2 separate regions of the Homo sapiens genome follow, and region 1 is linked to region 2. Evidence: read pairs that join two places in POLR2A ChIA-PET (ENCODE). Cell type or tissue: PC-9. All regions are shown on one strand. Each heading gives the region's core, and the rest is flanking DNA. Links, peaks and the distances in the headings are about the cores only.

The links. Peaks named below come from ENCODE experiments on the same cell type or tissue, not always from the same donor. Only the 100,000 strongest peaks of a DNase experiment are listed, where the experiment ranks them.
Region 1: POLR2A ChIA-PET joins it to region 2 with 7 read pairs; 5 of 35 experiments call an interaction of 5 or more read pairs at or near these places.

Annotation. Positions count from the first base shown.
Region 1 is chr1:179,923,253-179,933,257 of GRCh38, forward strand. LOC101928933 (a long non-coding RNA gene) reads right to left here. Exons shown (of 4, transcript XR_241158.4): 3 at 3,543-3,644; 4 at 2,919-3,415. Among named protein-coding and RNA genes, the nearest start is that of CEP350, 27 kb to the right of the region's middle. In PC-9, for the core only: no CTCF peak of the experiment used is centred there; DNase peaks (open chromatin) are centred at 3,399 and 7,879.
Region 2 is chr1:180,164,379-180,174,383 of GRCh38, forward strand. It overlaps QSOX1 (quiescin sulfhydryl oxidase 1), which reads left to right. Exons shown (of 12, transcript NM_002826.5): 2 at 2,113-2,213. Among named protein-coding and RNA genes, the nearest start is that of QSOX1, 15 kb to the left of the region's middle. RefSeq lists enhancers at 1,332-1,989, 1,990-2,647, 2,648-3,303, 3,304-3,961. In PC-9, for the core only: CTCF peaks have their summits at 3,774, 4,553 and 4,762; DNase peaks (open chromatin) are centred at 3,853, 4,653, 5,575 and 6,343; H3K27ac peaks cover 4,711 bases.

The sequences.
Region 1 (10,005 bases), core at 2,933-7,932, 240 kb before region 2:
TTAGCAACTTCCCCTTTGTGACTTAAATGCCAAAAAGATGACATTAATGGCTCAATTCAGTGTATGAAGGATTCCTGAGAAGAATATATGATAAAGCATAGCTTCCTAGGTCACCCTTTTAACAGGGACCAGGAGTTTGGGTTGTGGTAGGGCTGTGTCCTGAGGTCAGGCCAAGAAGTGGGCTGATATGTTAAAGGACAACTGAATACTTCTTCAACTATATAAAGACCTTCTATATGTAATGCCATGCTATGTCATTAATGGCATTTCATTTTAGCTTTTTAAAAAACCCAACGAAGGGAAATTCAAGGTAATGGAAACATTTTAAGTTTTAAAATCTGAGTCCTGGTCATGGGTCTACTACAAATGTGATTTCTTCCCATTGCTTCTGTTTCTCTAGGCTAAACCAGGAAGATAGTTGTCAAAACTTCGGGTACTATTTTAACATACATCAGCACTTGTTAATTTGCTGTAATTCCCTCAATAGAACACCAAGCTTTAGTTTTCAGTATGTTTCTTGGGCAAGTGAGGTGGTAGGTGGCCATGTACTAGATCAAACTTGATTTTCTAGGGATTGTTTTCCCACTTTTAGAGAATACCATTCTTAGGCTAAACTCAATTACAGAATCTACTGCATGCTATACAGCCCTCTATAGAAATATTCACCCTGAGTAGTTAATTATGTTTCTTAATGGGTAAATGTTTTATCTAGTCCCTCTTTTTTTTTAATTTGATAAAATCCAGATCTCTCAGAGCTTAAATACACTTCCTCTTATTTTCCCTACAACAAATATGGAAAAGATCTATAATATATATTTGAATATGTATTAAGTTGTTCCTCACCCTTTTCTATTTTTTATTAGCTATTGAGTGTTTATTAATGCTTCAAACACTTCCAAGTGCTTTATGTATATTAACTGATTTAATTCTTAAGTTACTCTATGAGATGGTATTATTATCCCAACTTAATAGGAAACTGAAGCACAGTGAGCTAAAGTAACTCTCGAAGTGGTGGAGCAGAGAGATGAACCCAGGCAGTCTGACTTTAGAACATCTATGCTTACCACTATGATGTTCTCAAGGACCCCATTCTGAATATAGGAATAAACAAATTCAGTTTCTCCCACTTTAATCTCACAACACCCTTCTGACTCCAGATGTGTGTGGAGGGGGGTTCCCCACGCATTAAGCAAATAAGCAATTTTGCAGCAGACACCAGCTGGGTGTCCTCTAATTCAATTCACTTCTTACACTACCTGGAGATAGCATCAGATACCATAGGTTGAAGGCTCAGTGCCACAAGATGGCTCCCACTTCAGATGACAATCAGAAGCCCCAGATGGTGACCAAGGGTCCTAACCAACTAGCTATAAGTTAGGGTTCCCATAACCCCTTCTTGAGCTCCATTAGTTTGCTAGAGAGGCTCACAGAACTCGGAAACACTATACAGTCATGCTGTACATAATGACATTTCAATGTCAGCCTGCATAGACAATGGTGATCCCATAAGATTATAATACTGTATTTTTACTGTACCTTTTCTATGTTTAGGTATGTTTAGATAGACAAATAGTCAATCCTTGAACAACTTGGGTTTGAACTGTGTGGGTCCATTTATACATGGATTTTTTTTCAATAAATGTATTGGAAAATTTTTTGGAGATTTGCAACAATTTGAAAAACCAGATGAACCTCATAGACTAGAAATATCAAAAAAAATAAAGGTATGTGAAGAGTACATAAAATACATGTAGATACTAGTCTATCATTTACTACCATACATAAATCTATTTAAAAAAGTTAAAATTTATCAAAACCTATACACACAAACACACACCATACATTGTACCATTTGCAGTCTAGATAAATATTTAAAAATCTAAAAATGCACTGTTAAACCGTAACTGATGAAAAATTAGCTAGTGGGTACAATGTGTGCTCTTCAGGTGATGGCTATACTAAAAGTCCAGATTTCACCAGGATACAATTCTTCCATGTAACAAAAAACCACTTGTACCACTAAAGCTATGGAAAGAACAAAAATTGTCTAATTAACTAATTAAAACAAACAACTGCGTAAAATTAACTGTAGTACCTACTGTTCCACTGAAATAAGTTTGTAACCACCTCCTGTTGCTATTACAGCAGAACTCAAGGGTTGAGAGTATCCACATAAAACACCCTGTGAGCTAATCATCTCCACACAAGCAGTTCTTGGCTCTAGTAAATTGCGTATTGCAGTAAAAAGTGATCTCTCACACTTCTCGCGTTTTTCATCATGTTTAATGCAATACCCTAAACCTTGAATAACACCATGAGCCCCATACAAAGTGCCACCAGTGATGCTAGAAATGCTCCCAAGAAGCAGAGAAAAAAATGACACTACGAGAAAAAGTTGAATTGCTTGATAAGTACTTTGATTGAGGTCTGTAGCTGCAGTTGCCTGCCATTTCAGACAGCTGACTCATTTTGGAAATGGAGGGGCATTTAACTAACCCTAAATTTACAGTATTGATAATTACAGTACAGTACGGTAAATATGTTTTCCTTAGGATTTTCTTAATATTTTACTTTCTCTAGCTTTATTATAAGAAGACAGTATATAATAAATGTGTTAATCAACTGTTTATGTTACTGGTAAGTCTTCCAGTTAGCAGGAGGCTATTAGTAAAGTTTTGGGGAAGTCAAAAGTTATACATGGATTTTTGACTGTGTGGGTGTCAAACCCCTAATCCTCTAGTTGTTCCATTGTTAACTGCACTTGCCATTGTGTTACAATTCCCTACAGTATTCAGTACAGGAACATGCTGTACAGGCTTGCAGCCTAGACAACAGGATATACCATATAGCCTATGTGTGTAGTAGGCTATACCCTCTAGCTATGTGGAAGGACACTCTTAAGATGTTTGCACAATAACAAAATTGCCTAACAGTGCAATCGTCTTTTTTATTTTTATTTATTTATTATAGAGATGGAGTCTCACTATTTTGCCTAGGCTGGTCTCAAACTCCTGGGCTCAAGCAAGTCTCTCACCACAGCCTGCCAAAGTGTTGAGATTACAGGCAAGAGCCACCACGCCTGGTGACAACACAGTTCTCAAAATGTATCTCCTTCATTAAGTGACACATGACTGTACTCACATTTACTAGCTTATTATAAAGGATATTACAAAGGATACCGATGAACACCAGATGAAGAGATGCATAGGACAATGCATGTGGGAAGGAGTGTGAAGCCTCCATCTATTCCATTCCAATCTATTCAGGCTCTATAAAGTTTATATTCAACCTATATATTCTTATTTGTGGCTCTCCTTTAAACACTTTTCTTCCCTTGCTCAGCATTGTAGAATCCAATATTGCACAAACCGAGTCTAGAGAATTTTGAGTAGGATGAGTCATCACACAGTCCTACCTGTTGACACATATTTGCATACATAATCATGATTTTATAACTAAATTTACTGCAATGTTGACTCACAGTTAATCTTTTTCAAAATGCTTACATGTACCCCAGGGATTGGTTAACTGCCCCTGCTTACCACACAGCTTCTCTTTTTGGCCTCTTTCAGTCTTGATGCAAAACTCAGCAACTCTGAATTCCTAAGGAAAAATCCATTTGCATCCAGAGCACTGGCAATTTCCTACAGAGGAAAAATTGTTGATAGTACACAAAAAACACATCCCACAGAAAACAGAAGCATCCTTATCCTTACTGTAATGAGGGAGAGTATGATTAAGAGTACAGGCCCTACGGTCTGGAGTTTGACTGCCTAGGGCCAAATCCCAGCTCCATGCCTTTCTCACTGAATGACACTAGCAACTTATGCTCTTTATGCTTCAGTTTCCTTGTCTAAAAATGGGGAAAATAATGTAACTACTATCTTTTTTTTTTTTATTGAGACAGAGTCTTGCTCTGGCACCCAGGCTGGAGTGCAGCAGTGCGATCTCGGCTCACTGCAACCTCCGCCGCCCAGGTTCAAGCAAGTCTCCTGCCTGGGCCTCCCGAGTAGCTGGGATTAGAGGCCTGGGCCACCACACTGGCTGATTTTTGTATCTCTAGTAGAGACGGGGTTTCACCATGTTGGCCAGGCTGGTCTCGAACTCCTGACCTCAGGTGATCCACCCGCCTTGGCCTCCCAAAGTGCTGGGATTACAGGTGTGAGCCACCGCACCCGGCCTCATTTACCAAAATTCTTAACCACCAACAGTTCTCTCCCCTTTTCCTGTGTGGCATCAACTGTGATGGCTCCTACTTCCAGCCTCTTAGGTGACCCTTGTCATACGAATAACTTGGGCTTTCTTCCCATCTTATACCTCCATTACAAGCCCCAACCCATCACAAAGTTTATTAAACAAAAGGCCTTACAGTTATCAGAATCCACCCTTGCCCCAAATCAGGGGTACTATAAAGAATAAGAAAGCTTTCCTGGCTGGGTACAGTGGCTCATGCCTATAATCCCAGCACGTTGGTAGGATGAGGTGGGAGGATCACTTAAGCCCAGGAGTTTAAGACCAGCCTGGGCAACATAGTGGGACCCCATCTCTAGTTATAAAATTTAAAAGGTTTTTTTTTTATTTTTTAATTAATTTTTTTTCAAGAAAGCTTTTTGATCACATGCAAATAGCTCTTTCTCTCCATGGTTTATTCTTCCCATTCATCTTCACCATCCTACTCCCATACTTAATCAACCTCACTTTCTTTTCTTGAAGTAACTATAATTTGTTGATATTTTCCAAGTGCTGCACAGACTATCCCGTGTTGAACACGGAGATGTGCAACCTGGATCTCCTTTCAAGGAGTAATTTGTTTTGCCATCTGCTGGGAGTGTGTTCAGTGGACAGCCTTCACTCTCAACCACTTCACAGCTTGCCTCAGCTGCAGAAAACCACCTTGCTGAAGACTACGTTGGGGAGGGGGAGAGTGGTGCACTCTAATGACACGGGATACAAAGGCTTGGCCTTCTCAGCCCCACACAGTGCAACTATGGTGGGCCATTTGCACTCCAGAGCTTCCCTATGGGGTTGGCTGAAGCTATGGGGCCTGTATTATAGCATGACTTTTTCCTCTCCCCTCTCCTTCCTTTTCCTCCTTTCCATGGGTGTTGATACCAAGGCACTCCCTACTAAATACCTTGTACTCTGAGTCTGCTTCTCAGAAAACCCAACCTATGTCACACTGTAAGCTTAGTGTAGTCTGTAAATAATTAAGTCAGTAACGTTTATTGACCATTTAATATGTGCCAGGCACCATGCTAGGCACCATACATATACTATATCATTTAATTTTCATAATATTTGAAGTAGGTGCTATTACTATCTTTCTGTTACCAATGAGGAAACACAGACCCAGAACTACTGTTAGTAACTGATGGAGCTAGGATTTGAACTCAGTCTGACTCCAGAATCTGCATTCTTAACCATCATTCTACAATTCTACATTGTATTCCATCATAATGTCCACTTTTTTTTTTTTTTTTGAGATGGGGTCTTTCTCTGTTACTGAGGCTGGAGTGCAGTGGCATGATCTTGGCTCACTGCAACCTCCGCCTCCCGGGCTCAGGCAATCCTCCCACCTCAACCTTCTGAGTAGCTGGGACTACAGGCACACACCACCACACCCAGCTAATTTTTGTAGAGATGGATTCGCTGTGTCACCCAGGCTGGTCTAGAACTCCTGGACTCAAGTGATCCACCCGCCTCGGCCTCCCAAAGTGCTGGAATTACAGGCGTGAGCCACCATACTCAGGCAGTATCCACTTCTTAAGGAGCAAAAATGGCATTAAATAATATAAGCATACGATGCTTGGGGAGGTGGTGGTGGAATGTAGCCATATTTTTTATGGAAAGACTGTGTTAAAAGTGAACATTTTGAAGGTTTTTAACTGGTGAAAGAAACTAGCCTGGAATAATGCCACCAGAGACTGAGTGGAAGTCATCCCTTTTGAAGGTGCCATTCTTATGAGCCAAAAGTTTGTCGTTTAAAAGTTCATTTTGAGGGAATAACGTAACATAATTTTAAATAAAGGTATAGTAACCTTTAAAAGAACATTATAGCTGAATATTGTGAATGGGGTGAATTTGTTAAATGAATAACTTTGATAAAGTTTTCATGCACAGGCAAAATGTATTCACTAGATTTCTATGTAGTGATCTGCTTTTACTTTGTAATTTGTAGTCCTCAAAAGACTTTAAAAAAAATAAAGTCCATACTTACACTAACAAAAAAAACACATAATGCATGTATGTTGAGGAAACATACTGCCTGGCCCATAGAATCACCGGATTATCTAGTGAAATTTACACCTCTTTATAGAGATAAAAACCTGACAATAATGTTTGGAACTCTGTTAGGTAGAATGCTCTCTAATAACAAAGGCCTATTATGGTTCTGATGTCCTAATTTGAAAGTAAGTTGGGCAGGGCGTGGTGGCTCACGCCTGTAATCCCAGCACTTTGGTAGGCTGAGGCGGGCGGATCACGAGGTCAGGAGTTCGAGACCAGCCTGGCCAACATGGTGAAACCCCATATCTACTAAAGTTAAAAAAAATTAGCCAGGCGTGGTGGCACGCACCTGCAGTCCCAGCTACTCAGGAGGCTGAGGCAGGAGAATCACTTGAACCCAGGAGGCAGAGGTTGCAGTGAGCCAAGATCACGCCACTGCACTCCAGCCTGGCGACAGAGTGAGACTCCGTCTCAAAAAAAAAAAAAAAAAAAAAAGGAAATTGAACTAGATGATATTTAAAGTCTCTGTCAATGCTGATTCTATAAAATTGGCAAAGTTTGTAATAGCTTAATATAATGTAAAGCCCAGAATATTTTGCTTGATATAGCCTCTGAAAGAGAATCACTTATAGTCCATGATCTGTCCAACATTCAACAGGCATCTCAAACTGTGTTGGAGTAGTGTAATACTTGCTGCTTGAAATATAAGATCTGAGTGAGCAAATTCCAATGAAATCTTTTCCTTTGGAAATAGTTCCAAAGAATTAAGCTTTCTATTGTTAACAGGCAAGTTCCAAAGACCAAAGGTTTGCTCCTCTGAAATATTTTCATTAGCCTTGAATAAGCAAGTTGGCAGAGAGAGGGAACGAAGTACTTTTGTGTTCAGAAAATGCAGCCAACTTCCTATCTCTGGCTTTACCTCTAAGTTTTGTTATTGAATCAGCAGTTCTGTTTTTTTAAGTCATCTGGTTATTCCCAAGGTGGCCCTTTGACCTTTGCAGTTTGCCCAAAGGAGATCTACATGTATTAGCTGGTTGGACTATAGGTTAAGCTTAGATTTAGCTCTAAGCAATGAACCCTTTGCCCTTATATCACCTGTTATCTCGTTCCTGCAGAAAAGGAACACAAACATCCAAATTTATAGCAGTCTCAACATCTGCCTTAAAGCTTTTGTAAAGTATACAGGGAGTAATGTAAATATGTGCATGCTAACATTAATGTGAAATAAACTCTAAGTAAACAAGAGGAATGAATGGATAAGGCTAATATAACTCTCATAGCTACAGCCATCTCCCATAATTGGAAAGTTAAGTGCTTTAAAAAATTTGTTTCAAATTTTAAACATAATAATTTAAACAAAAAAATTAAAGTTTTAGTTTCATGGTTTCTTCAAAGTATCAATTCTCCTCAAAACAATAAAAACAGCCAATGAAATTAAAATACATAAAGAGTACCCGGTAAATAGAAACGAATAAAGTAAAAAAGTAAGTTGAACAGGAGAAGTTTGGAAGTAAGGTGCTGGGATAATCAACAAGCCTGGTAAGGTCCATTTCTCAGACAGTATGAGGTCATGCTGCAGATAGCAACATATTTCTGGCGCCTTCCATCTGAGGTTCTTCAAGTGCATAGCTGATGTTATCTTATAGCAAATATTATTACCTCCATTTTATAGGTGCAGAAACTAAGATACCAGGAGATTAGATAACTTGCTTAAGCCTGCACAATGAGTCAGTGATAGAATCAGAAGTGTATTTCAGGAATCTAATCTTTTCTGTTTGAATCACTAGGTCAGCTTTCTAGATACCAAAAGACATGTATGAATTTTTATTAAAATTAATAAATTGTAAATTTTGTTAATATACTTAGAAAATGGATTATCTTCTGTAAACAATTCAGTGAAATATTTTTGTTGTAAGCCATTGTTGCTTTTTGGGGGGAAAAATTTAAGAGGTGATTTAAAAATAAGTTCTCCCAGGTTTGAAAAGGTATTCATGTGAGGTTTAAATTATTTAGGAAAACCCATTTTAAAGGTTGAGCATGATGGTGAACGCCTGTAATCCCAGCACTTTGGGAGGCCGAGGCAGGCAGATTGAGCTCAGGAGTTTGAGACCAGCCTGGGCAACATAGTGAGACCCTGTCTCTACAAAAGGTTTAAAAGTTAGCCAGGTGTGGTGGTGTGCACCTGTAGTCTCAACTCCTCAAGAAGCTGAGGCAGGAGGATTGCTGGAGCCCAGTTCAAGGCTGCAGTAAGCTGTGATTATGCCACTGCACTCCAGCCTAGGCGAAAGAGTGAGATTCTGTCTAAAAAAAAAAAAAAAGAAAGAAAAGAAATTTATTTTGGCAGAAGTACAAGGATTGGCACATGTTGTTGTGGTCCTTGTAGACTTTCAATGACAGATAAAGTAGTTCTATAATTAGGATAAAAATTAGAACAAGGGTAATAAAGAGTGAGTAATATTTTGGAGTCTTATACAGGCAGGGGCCAGACACTTGGGCCAGCTGTCAGCTTCTCACGTTGCCTGCTTCTTATTCCAAGACTGAGCAGCAGAGTGGTTCCTGGTAAATTTTAATTTCAGATAACCATCAGATTGAGATGTCCGTTCAGGAGACTTAGCCTTGAAAAACAAATTTTTTTATAACACCTGGACCAGTTCCTTACAGTAGGTGAGCACGTGACCTTTGATTAGATTTGATTCATAAAGTGCATGGGTCTTCCAGTAATTATCTCAAATGGGGATAACCAATGTTTTCCAAAAGGGGTAGGTCTAAGATTAAACAGCACCAAGGGCAAAACTTTTGGCCAGTACAGACTGAAAGATTCAACTAATTTTGCCAATTGAGTCCTTTTTTTTTTTTTTTGAGACGGAGTCTCGCTCTGTCGCCCAGGCTGGAGTGCAGTGGCACAATCTTGGCTCACTGCAAGCTCCACCTCCTCGGTTCACGCCATTCTCCTGCCTCAGCCTCCTGAGTAGCTGGGACCACAGGTGCCCGCCACCACGCCCGGCTAATCTTTTTTTTTTTTTTTTTTGTATTTTTAGTAGAGACAGGGTTTCACTGTGTTAGCCAGGATGGTCTCGATCTCCTGATCTCATGATCTGCCCGCCTCGACCTCCCAAAGTGCTGGGATTACAGGCGTGAGCCACCGTGCCTGGCGCCGATTGAGTCTTAATTGTTCCATCAGTATGTTCCACTAATCAAGAGGACTGTCAGTGGTGGCCACAGTGGAAATGCAGAATAGGCAAAATTTTACATATTGATTTTATATTCTGCCTAGCAAAATGAGTGCCTTCGTCACTGTACAGTTCTGAGGGTACACCCCATATGGGGATTATTTTTTCCTAATAAGATTTAACTTACTGCTTAGGCTGTTAGTCTGCAATGGGGAAAGGCTTCCACCCAGTGGGAAAACATATAAATCATAACCAAAACAAATTTATATCATTGAGATGGTAGTAGCTAGATAAAATCCATCTGTCATATCTCAAAAGATCCTGAAGCTAAAGGAAAACACCCTATGGAACTATGAATATGTTTTCTAGGGTTGTATTTGGGACAGACTTGGGATCTTTGCTAAACTTTGCTAAACTTGAGAAGCAACCTTTGGGGAGGGTTTCCAATAATATTATCATTTTATCCCCAATGGGTTAAGTGATTAATATAATCTAAAATTTGATCTTGGAGGCCCCCTGGCAAGACTGATCTCTTATGGAGCCCATGCTATAGGCTGGTGTATTACTCATGGTTCTCCAGAGGATGTATGAAAGGGAGTTTATTAGGAAG
Region 2 (10,005 bases), core at 1,797-6,796:
GACTCTGGTAAATACCTCCATCTACTTCCTCTTCCCAACCCCCCACCCACCTCCCTCCTTCGAGGAGTCCAGAAGCTACAATGCCAAAAGCAGACTACCAGCAAGAAAGGTGGGGGAAAGAAGGGGGTGGTGTGGCCACAGGCCTTCCTCCCAGCTCGCAGAGCCCCCTCCCTTGTATCAGCCCCAAGAAGGGCCAGCTTAGTTGCCTTCTTTCCAGGGATGCGTCAGGGTGTGCCAGGCTCTTCCTGCATCTGTCTCGTGGAGGTGAGGGTAACACTCCTTCCCCAGGCGTAACGTGTTCTTAGGAGCTCTGATACCTTCTGAAATTGTGTTCTTCTGAGACGTCGTAAGGAGTAAGTTCTAGGGTGGAGTATTAGGGTGTTTTTGCATTGATAAAAGTAAGTACCTGAGGCTAGGTAATTTATAAAGAAAAGAGGTTTAATTGGCTCAGGGTTCTGGAGGCTGTACACAGCATCTGCTTAGCTTCTGGGGAGGCCTCAGGGAGCTTTTACTCATGACAGAAGGCAAAGCAGGAGAGGAAGCAGGAGGGGGTTGGGAAGTGCCACCCTATTTTAAGCAATCAGATCTTATGAGAACTCAGAGTGAGAACTCACTCGTTATCAAGGGGGCAGTGCCGAGCTGTTCATGAGGGATCTGCCCCCAAGATCTAATACCTTTCACTACCTAATCTAATACCTTTCACCTCGTCTAACATTGGAGATCACATTTCAACATGAGATTTGGAGGGGACAAGATCCAGACCATATCAGGTGGGGTCAGAGGTCCTGCTAAAACTGTGACTATCAGGGATGTTATTCAGATATTAGTGTTCTGTACTTAATGGGTGCTGGGTGGGCTGCCTGTGTAAATTCCACTCCCTGCCCCTGGGGCATGAGCTTCAAATGGGAATTGTGCCTGCCACCAGGCAGGCCTCCTCCTCCTCTCATCTGCTTCAGAGACGCATGTGGGTCCAGCTGCCATGGACGTCATCCTGAGCTGTCCAGGCAGACACTCCCAGTCTGGTCTCTTCTTGCTCCCTTCTATTCTGGCTCCCATGCCTCCCAAAAACCCTCCTCTCCAGGCAGCCTGGTTTCTGCCAGTCCTCTCCTCCTCCACCTTGCTCAGGCAGTTCCCTGCCCACTGGACCGACGGTCTAGGTTCAACTCTGTTTCCACCTTTCCTGCTGAGCCCATGCCTTGGTCTGCAGGGCCGACCTCTCCAAACTTGAGAGTTCTGTGCCACATGATTTGGCCCCTGCCACTGCCCTCTCACGGCTTGTGTGTCTTCCTCTGTGCGCACCTTGGCTTCCAGCTGGAGCAGCCTCCATGTGGGTGGAACTTTGGTGGATGCTCACGGGGCACCTGACCTGGAACCTGAGCTCAGGAGAGCTGCCTGGTATATGAGCTTGTTTCTTCTCAGTTCCTGGGCTGTGGCCCAGAATGGTGCCATTATTCTCTCTGCCAATGTTTCAGCGGCCAGCAGCCTTGTGGCCCGGGGCCTGATGCAGGGGCCAGACTCTGGCCTCAAGGCTTCTTTCCCCGCAGTTCCTGGATTCCAGATGCTCCTGTTTCTGTCTGGGGACCCAGTTCCTGATACCCTTTACCCCAGTCACTCAAGCTCTGCCCACTACCAGTATCTCTGGCCCCAGGAAACTTCCCTAAGGGTCCCCTGGGGAATTCCAGATCCCCTAAGGCATGTTCTCCACCCTCTGGAACTGATCCCATTTAGAGCCCCAGGGACAAAGGCAATACCAGGGCTTTTCCTGGGGGGTGGGGGGCTGGGGGGATGGCGAGGAGCAGGGCAAACTCCTTCAACATCTCTCAGCCCCCATCCCTGGCCCCGATTAGTAATGGAGAAACAGATACCATTATGAGGCAGTATGACTTATGCTAATCATCCAAAACACAGGTTCCCTTTTGTGAGACGCTAGAAATGCAGACCAACTGGAATATCTCAGAGGTCCTTTTCCAAGGAAGGTGTGACCTTTGTCATAAGAGCTTTGGGATCAGGTGCTTTGAGGTTGGCAGGGGTGAGGCATTGCATTAGGGGAGATGGGCGGGCAGAGGGGGTACCAGCCCCTCTTATTTACCCCTGGGTTTTTTGTCCTTTCAGCCTGGAGGCCGGCCCTGTATCTCGCCGCCCTGGACTGTGCTGAGGAGACCAACAGTGCAGTCTGCAGAGACTTCAACATCCCTGGCTTCCCGACTGTGAGGGTGTGTGACTGACAGGAGGGGAAGGCAGGCTGGGCCTGCTTTGTTTCCCTTTATAAGGGAAAGGGACCATGTGGGATGTGTCGGGATGGGCAGATTTCAGCTGCTCTGATTTGAGCTGGGAGGTGATCATCACTTGGGCTGGTGAGAGCTCCCACCTCCCAAGGTCCTCTTCAATTGCTCTCCCTCTTGACCTCCAAGCCTTAAGAGGTCTGATCTAACTCTATAAAACCAGGATTCAGGCTCTGACCCACCTGTGGGCAGGGTCAGACTCTAGAAGCCTAGTGGTCCCCCACAAAGGGACCCCAGACACTCTGGCAAGCCTCAGCCTCCTCAGGCAAAAATGCCTTGAACCACAGGTAGCTAAGAAGGGACCTGTCAGGGTAGCCTCACCCCACTGTCAGAATGTCAGTGCCTCAGGCAGCAGGGATCCCCGGCACGGGAGTTATCACACCCAAGGCATGAGGGCTTTGTCACCCCCGCTCTGGTGGAAAGTGGCACGAGATCTCTGATGATGCCTTACCTGCCAGCCTGCCCAGTGCAGGGCATCAACAGCTTAATTAACGTCTGAACAGCTTCCAAGGCTCTCAAATAGGAGGCCCTGGATAGCCCAGGGCAGCAAGGCTGCTGCAGTTATGGTGAGGGCCCTCCCCTGGGCTCAGGCCTGGCTCCAATCCAATTAGTTTTCTTCCAGATTAGAGAAGCCAAATTCAAATCTCTGTCTCTGTAGCACCAGCTATAAATAATATGTACCCTCCCACCAGAATGGCATCTAGAAAACCAGTTTCTTCTGTAGCCATTAAGGATTATTAGGAAATGCCTTTGAAAGCTGAAATGCCAAGCATTGTCCCTGGAACAAGATACCTCTGAGCTGGGGGTAGGGGCAGCCAAGTTTCAAGCAGAACTGTGAGCCAGAACTCAGCTTAATTACCCCAGCAGCATCCATCCGGGAAGTAAGGCCGTGGCTCCACCAGGAACATCCAGCTCTAACTCCATGTGACCTTTCTGTTCCTCGAGCCCAGTGCAACCCCCACTGGATTCAGGGTTTCCACACCTAATAGAAGTCCCTTCCTAAACTGTTACCACATAGGGTCAGGGCCCCCCAGGCCCCAGGTTTAGCTGAGACCAGGTTGGTCTCCTGATAGCGAACCAACAGCTACTGCCGTGTCATTGAAAAGTGGCAGCAGAGAGTCTGCATGTCAATCATCCCTTTGAAATGAAAGGCCTTCCTGGCAGGGACATGGTGCTATCTTTGGCCCTAAGGTGTGTAATTGAGAATATTCAAACAGGGCACTCTGTTCCTTTGGCTGAACCAGGGTGAGTGGCCCTGAGTGGGAAGCTGTGGGCAAGTTAGTGTGGCACAAGGAACCATCATTCACAGGCTGATATTTTTCTCCCAGTGAGCATGAGCCGCAGGGGTGCAGCCACTGCCCAGCCCCCAGGGGAGGGGTTGACACTGGTACAGCAGCCAGGGCAAGACAACCGATTGGAGTTCTGTAGGGCCTGACACCTGAGCTTTCTGACTCTGCCTGGGAGAGGCTGGGCACAGCAGGGATGAAGGAGGCGGCCTAGGCCCAGGAGGTCAGAGGCTCCTCAGCGCCACCCCATGTCACGCAGCGCACGCAGCCTGGATGCCTCAGGTGAGTCACCATCTCCTGAACTGCCTGGCTGGCTGTGGGAGGGGCACTGGGAGGGCCCTCGCTGGGCTCCTCAGCCCTCCCCTGCCTCCAGACGGGCAGCACCTGGCAGGGCCAGTCTGGTAGTCATCTGTCCACAGACCAACACGGTGGCCTCCCCCGGCAAAGCCTTTCCTGCCTCTCCTGAGGAACCTGTGGCTCAGTTTTGGCCAGGGGGAGGCACCCAGTGCCCAGTCCATAGGCCAAGTGGCTTGAGCTGGCAGGTCTCTGCTCTGAGGTCCTATGCAGCGGCTCTCAAATAGTTTCTTACTGTGACCAACTGTAAGCAATACACATTTTTACATTGTGATCCCAAAGTTGGTATGTATCTATTATCATTAAACCAGAAGTTTCATAAAACAAGATTCTTACTAAGTGCAGTTAAACTGTGATATTTTCTGTTCTATTTTTTTTTTTAAATCCGGCTGTGATTAAATACATTGATTTGACAGCTCATTACAAGGTTGTTTCTAGTGTTTGGAAAACACTACTCAAACAGATTCCAATATCCAGAGATTCGGGGCCATGAAGAACCTGTGTGCCCTTGGCAGAGGCTGACCTGGAGACTGCTGGTGGGCCAGAGACATAGCCCTGTTGCCCTGCCTGCTGCCCTCTGGGGGCTGGAGCCTGTCCTTGCACTCTGTCCATGAAGAGCTGAAAAGCGAGGGCCCATGCGAAGCAGGGGGAGGAGAGAGTGCTTTTGGTATGATGGGGACAGGCCCACACACAAGTCTGGCCTCCCTGAGTGGCATGTGTGACTGTCCTTTTCTTCTGTCTCCAGCCCCTTGTCACTATGAGCAAACAGTGAGCTTCTACCAGCCCAGCCTGTTTAGCAAACACCTGGGCCCTGAAGGGCGGGCCAGCTGTGTCAGGTCCCCATCAGGTTGGAGCCAGAGCCCAGCTGGAAGGAAACAAAGGCGTGGGAGAGGGAGGGGCTGGTTGGCTGCAGGTTCTGGCTGGAGCTTGGCAACCTAGAGGCTGGAACTTCCGGGTCAAGGGGCTTCTCCGTGGGCCTCAGGAGTGCCCTTCAGTGGGAATAGAATGGGACTTTTTATGGCCGAAGGCCTGGCCGGAGCAAGGGGTACACAGCACAGCAGCATAGGGGTGGGGAAGGGCAGGTCTTCTCTCTTCGAGGCTCTGAGGAGATCAGTGATGTGGTTTCAAATCCAGGCCTCTCTGCTTACTGTGTGTGGCTTGGAAAGTCACTTATCAGTGCCCCAGCCGTGGGCCCCAGTTTCCTTGTCTGTAAACATGGGATGATAACATCCACCTAAGAGGACCGTTGCCAAGTGTGAAGTGAGGTCTCCCATATGCAAGTGCCACCATGCTAGTGTGATTTGGACTTCAGTAAAAGTTAGTTTGCTTCCTTCCCGTTGTCCCATCTCACTCCTGGGCCACCCGTGGGGCTGCTGGTAGCTGGTGTGTGGCTGCTGCTGGACTGTGTGGCAGTCCATCCATCTGTCAGCAGCCACTGCGGGCCTACTTGCTGGGTGCCCAGCACCGCACTCACCACTGCAGGCGTGGCCAGGAGCGTGAGATCCCCAGAGCCCATGGCCAGTGAGAGGCGGCCAGGGATAGGTACCCAGGGTATGCCACAGGAGTTTGCTGGGCTCACGGAGCTCTTTCACTGGTCAGAGAGGAGTGTGTGTAGGAGGGGACTTCTACTTGGTGTTGAAGGACAGATGGGGTTTGGCTGGGAGAGAGGAGGAATGTGGGCGGGCCTTATAGGCAGGCGAGAAGGTGAGAGCCAAGGCCCTCTGTGGGCAGGGCGAGGTGGCGTGTTGAGGAGACTCGTCCAGCTGGGCAGAGGCTCATGTTGAGGGATGAGGCAGAGCTGGGGGAGGAGGGAGCCCAGAAATGGCAGGTCCTTGAATGCAGGTTTGGAAGCAGGGACGCCCTGTGAGGGTACAGAGTCTGGGCTGTTACCTTCTGTGGCTTTTGCTAGAAGGTGAGATGTCAGGGAGGAAGACAGGACTCCAGGATGTCTCCTGTCTCTCTCTGGAAAAAGGAGGTGGGCCCCTTTCTCAGCAGTCAGCTGCTGTTTTTGAGGTCTTCTCCATGGATAATCCACGGTGTTGGAAGTGGTTAAGGTAATGGATCCTCATGGGCTTACCATAAAAATATCTGGAGGCTGGACCATTTTCCTTAAAACGTTATAAAAGCTGGAATTGAATGCCATCGGTGTCACCCCTGGGAAGTGTGCTTTCTCTTGAGCTCTTTTGGCCCCAAGATAGCAGTCACTCCATAGTTTCGTGAAGACCAGCCTGGTGTTGCCTGGTTTTCTGCCATTAGGGAGCAGCTAGAGGTCTTCCAGTAGCTCCTGTGTAAAGTGATGAAAGAAAAGGGCTGGGTGCTGACTGCTCCTGGAGAAAAGCAACACACTCCCAGAGTCTTAATTGCCTGCTTCCAGGGAGCTGTGGTGGTTTCCCTTGGGCAGGGCACACGCCCCAGTGGTTGACTTAATAAGGATACATTTTAATCAGAGGACAAAAATGTGCCCTGACTTGATTTCCGCATGGGCTTCCAGCATGGTCAAAGGGCAGAGATTCTCTGTTCAGCTGAACAGATGTCTATTGAGAGATGCCAGACACTGTGGAGCTTGCAGAGATAAATAAAATGTCGTCCTGCTTCCTGGTCAGAGGTGGGTGCATGGGTGAGTGGTGGATTCAGGTTGAAGTTCATTGCAGCTGGAGTGGCGGGAGTGGAGGGCAATGTGAGGTGAGTTTGGGTTTGGAGCCTGGAAGGCCTTGAATGCAGTGAGTTTGGACATTATTCATTGACAGTGGGGAGTCATGGAAGAGATTTGAGGAGGAGCAAAATGTTCAGACCAGAACTGTGCCTTAGAAAACTAACCTTAGTAGCAGTGAGGAAGATAGCTGGAGTATGAAAAGATTGAGCATACTAAAACTTCTGAGAGCATGAAAGGTGGGGACTGATGCAGTGACCCAAAAATACGTCATCATCTGTCGGGCCTGGTCTAGACAAGGCAGGTGGAGAAGGAGAGGACTTTTGAAGAGGTAACACGGAGGTCAAATTCATAGGACTTGTCAGCTAACTGGATGACGGGTTTTTGAAGAGGGGGATGGTGTGGGTGGCAGGGAGGGGGACTGGTTGCTGGGTGAGGTAAACACAAGTGGCAAAGCAGGTTGAGAGAGGGGTGATTCAGTCTTGGGGATGGTGGGGGAGGGGCAGTATCCAGACACCTGAGTGGAGGCCATCAGGAAGAACCAGGAGTCTAGGACAGGTGAGGTCTGAGATGCAGAGGGTTCAGATGGCAAATCATTTGGACAAAGTCATTGGCTTTGGCAAGGGAGAAATGATAGGTTTGTTCATTGATCCCTTTATCCACTCATCATTTAGAAGCAAGATTGAGCAACTTCTTTGTGACAGTGCCTTCAACAGCTTTTTAAACAGAAGAGTGTCAGGACCTGACATGTGTCTGTAGGAGAGACCGGGGTAGGAGATGGGGGTGGACAGTGGGCACAGGAGAGCAGTCGAAAGTGAAGCTAGGACCAGGGCAAGGGGGCCAAGTAAGGCTGGTCAGTGTCAAGCCAACCAGGGGAGGGTGGCAACGTGAAAGCAACAAAGGAGAGCAACCACAAAATGTGGCACGAAAGTTGACAAATGCTCGCCATGGGAAGACAAAGCAGGCAGTAATAACATCTGTACCAGAGAGAGGCCAGGAGGGCGGGGAGAGATCACTGGAGTGGCTGAAGAGAAGGTCACCAAGGAGCTTCCCTAGAACGGCTTCAACTGAGGGTTGTGGGGATGGCCAGAGAGCAGTCTGAGGAGCAAGGGCAGACGCTGTTCCAGGAACATTGGCAGCATGGGGACACGGGAAGGAAATGCGGTTACTCGAGAAGGAAGGAGGGCCTCTCTTCATCCCCATCCTCCTTCCCTTCCCATCCTTTCCTTTTTTAAGGGTTAGACTAGAAGGATTCGAATCTATCTGTAGGCCTAGTTGGGCGGCTGTAGTAGAAAAGAGGAATGATGAGAGATGGCTAGGAAGAAGTTCCTGAAGAGCGTGAGGCGTGGGAGCCAGAACTCGGAGGAGACATTGGCCTGGGAGGTGGGTGCGAAGCTTCTGAGGACAGAAGGGAACAGCTGAGGTGCAGCAGGGCCTTCCCTTCAGCCTGCATCCTGGGGAGAGGCTCTTGGGGTCCCTGCATCCCCCTGGGCCACTCTGGCTGACCGAGGTTCCTGGTCAGACTCCAAGCTGCTTGTGGCTGCAGGGATCTTGAGGGGTTGCCTTTTTAAAATTTTTTTATTTTTTGAGACAGAGTCTCTCTCTGTCGCCCAGGCTGGAGTGCAGTGGCATGATCTCGGCTCACTGTAACCTCCACCTCCCAGGTTCAAGCAATTCTCCTGCCTCAGTCTCCTGAGTAGTTGGGATACAGGTGCATGTCACCAAATTTGGCTAATTTTTATATTTTTAGTAGAGACGGGGTTTTACCCTGTTGGCCAGGCTGGTCTCAAACTCCTGACCTCAAGTGATCCGCCCACCTCGGCCTCCCAAAGTGCTGGGATTACCGGCATGAGCCACTGCACCCGTCCTGGAGAGGCTGCCTTTTGGTAGAAGTAATGCAAGCCTCTTTTAATATGGGCACCTGCTCAGATGTGGGTGACCTGATGGTTGATGACAAAAAAATGACCATATTACTTTTCAGAGGTGAAAATAACAGCTGTAGCTGTGGGAAAGCCACCCATCTCAAGGCTTCATGATGTCAGTGTTGTTCTCATATATGTAGAAACCAGTCAAAGTGTAACCTGTCTGTAAATAAACAAGAGCACCATCACCATGAATAACTGCAGCGCAACATCACCCTCGGGTTTCTTTTTTGTTTTTAAATTTTATTTATTTTTAATTTTTAACTTTTTGTAGAGATGGGGCCTCACTGTGTTGCCTAGGGTGGTCTTGAACTCCAGGGTTCAAGTGATCCTCCCTCCTAGGTCTCCCAAAGTGCTGGGATTACAGGTGCGAGCCACTGCACCTGACCTGGTTTATTATTTGTCGGCAAACCAAACCCCAAATAGATGTATCTTCAATTTTGTTCATGAAAAAGTGTCAGTCCATAAATGCCGTAACTTACATTATCAATACGATCTCCTAATCAAGGAAATTTATGATCATTTTCTTAAGTATTAGGATAACATAATTTTAATAGGCCAATAAAATTAAATAACTGTAAAGAACGCTATTTAAATATGTGTGGTATGTATAAGTGGATGGTTTTCATCCACAATAAAAGTTTATATTAATGTTTTGAAAAGAGAGAGTAAAGCAGTGAGCAGGAGTAAGGGCCCGGGGGAGGTCACAGGGAGCAGAAGGTTGCAGATGGGGAGAGACAGGTGGCTTCTCTGCAGCCTTTGTTCCTCATGTGGGAGAGGGTAGCAGGTGGCTTCCAGATTTTCTGCCTACAAATGTCTGTAACAAACAAGTCCTAGCTGATCATGGTTCCTAGTGTTTAAAAGGTATGAAGGAGGGAAGGGGATGCTGGTGGTGGGTGATGATGGTACAGTTAACATGTACCAGTTCCTTGATGTATGCACTAGGTACCATGCTAAGCACTTTAGATGTATGGTCATGGAATCCTCACAAGTCTTCAAGGTAGATGGTGTCATCCTCATTTCAAAGATGAGAACACAAAGGTTCGGAGCAGTTGATGCGTTGCCCAAGGTCACACAGCAAGAGCAAAGCAGAACCAGTCCTTGAACGAGGTCTGCCAGAGCCCGGGGCCTGTTCTCAGCTGCCAGCTTGGGATAAGGCCAAACAGCTCTATCCCAAGGAGGGAGAAGGAAACCAGTGTTTGGCTGTTGGAGGCAGAAGTCCAAGGTAGTGAAAAGTGGCCCCGAGGCTAGAGTCCCACAGGAAGAAGCCTCTTCCCAGCCTGCAGGCTCTCCCCTAGGCAGTTCAGTGGCCGGCTTCCAGGACAACTCAACTGTGTTCCCTCCTGAATCGGAAGAGCGCAGGCAAAAGCCTTGGCAGCTGTCTTGCCGCCTGGGCAGAAGCCCAGATTGCCAGGAGTCAGGCTCTGTTCGGTCTGTCCTCTTGCCCCAAGGAGGTGACAGACTAGGCTTGGGGTGTCATGTACATGGGAAAAGAGGACAAAGTGGTGAGT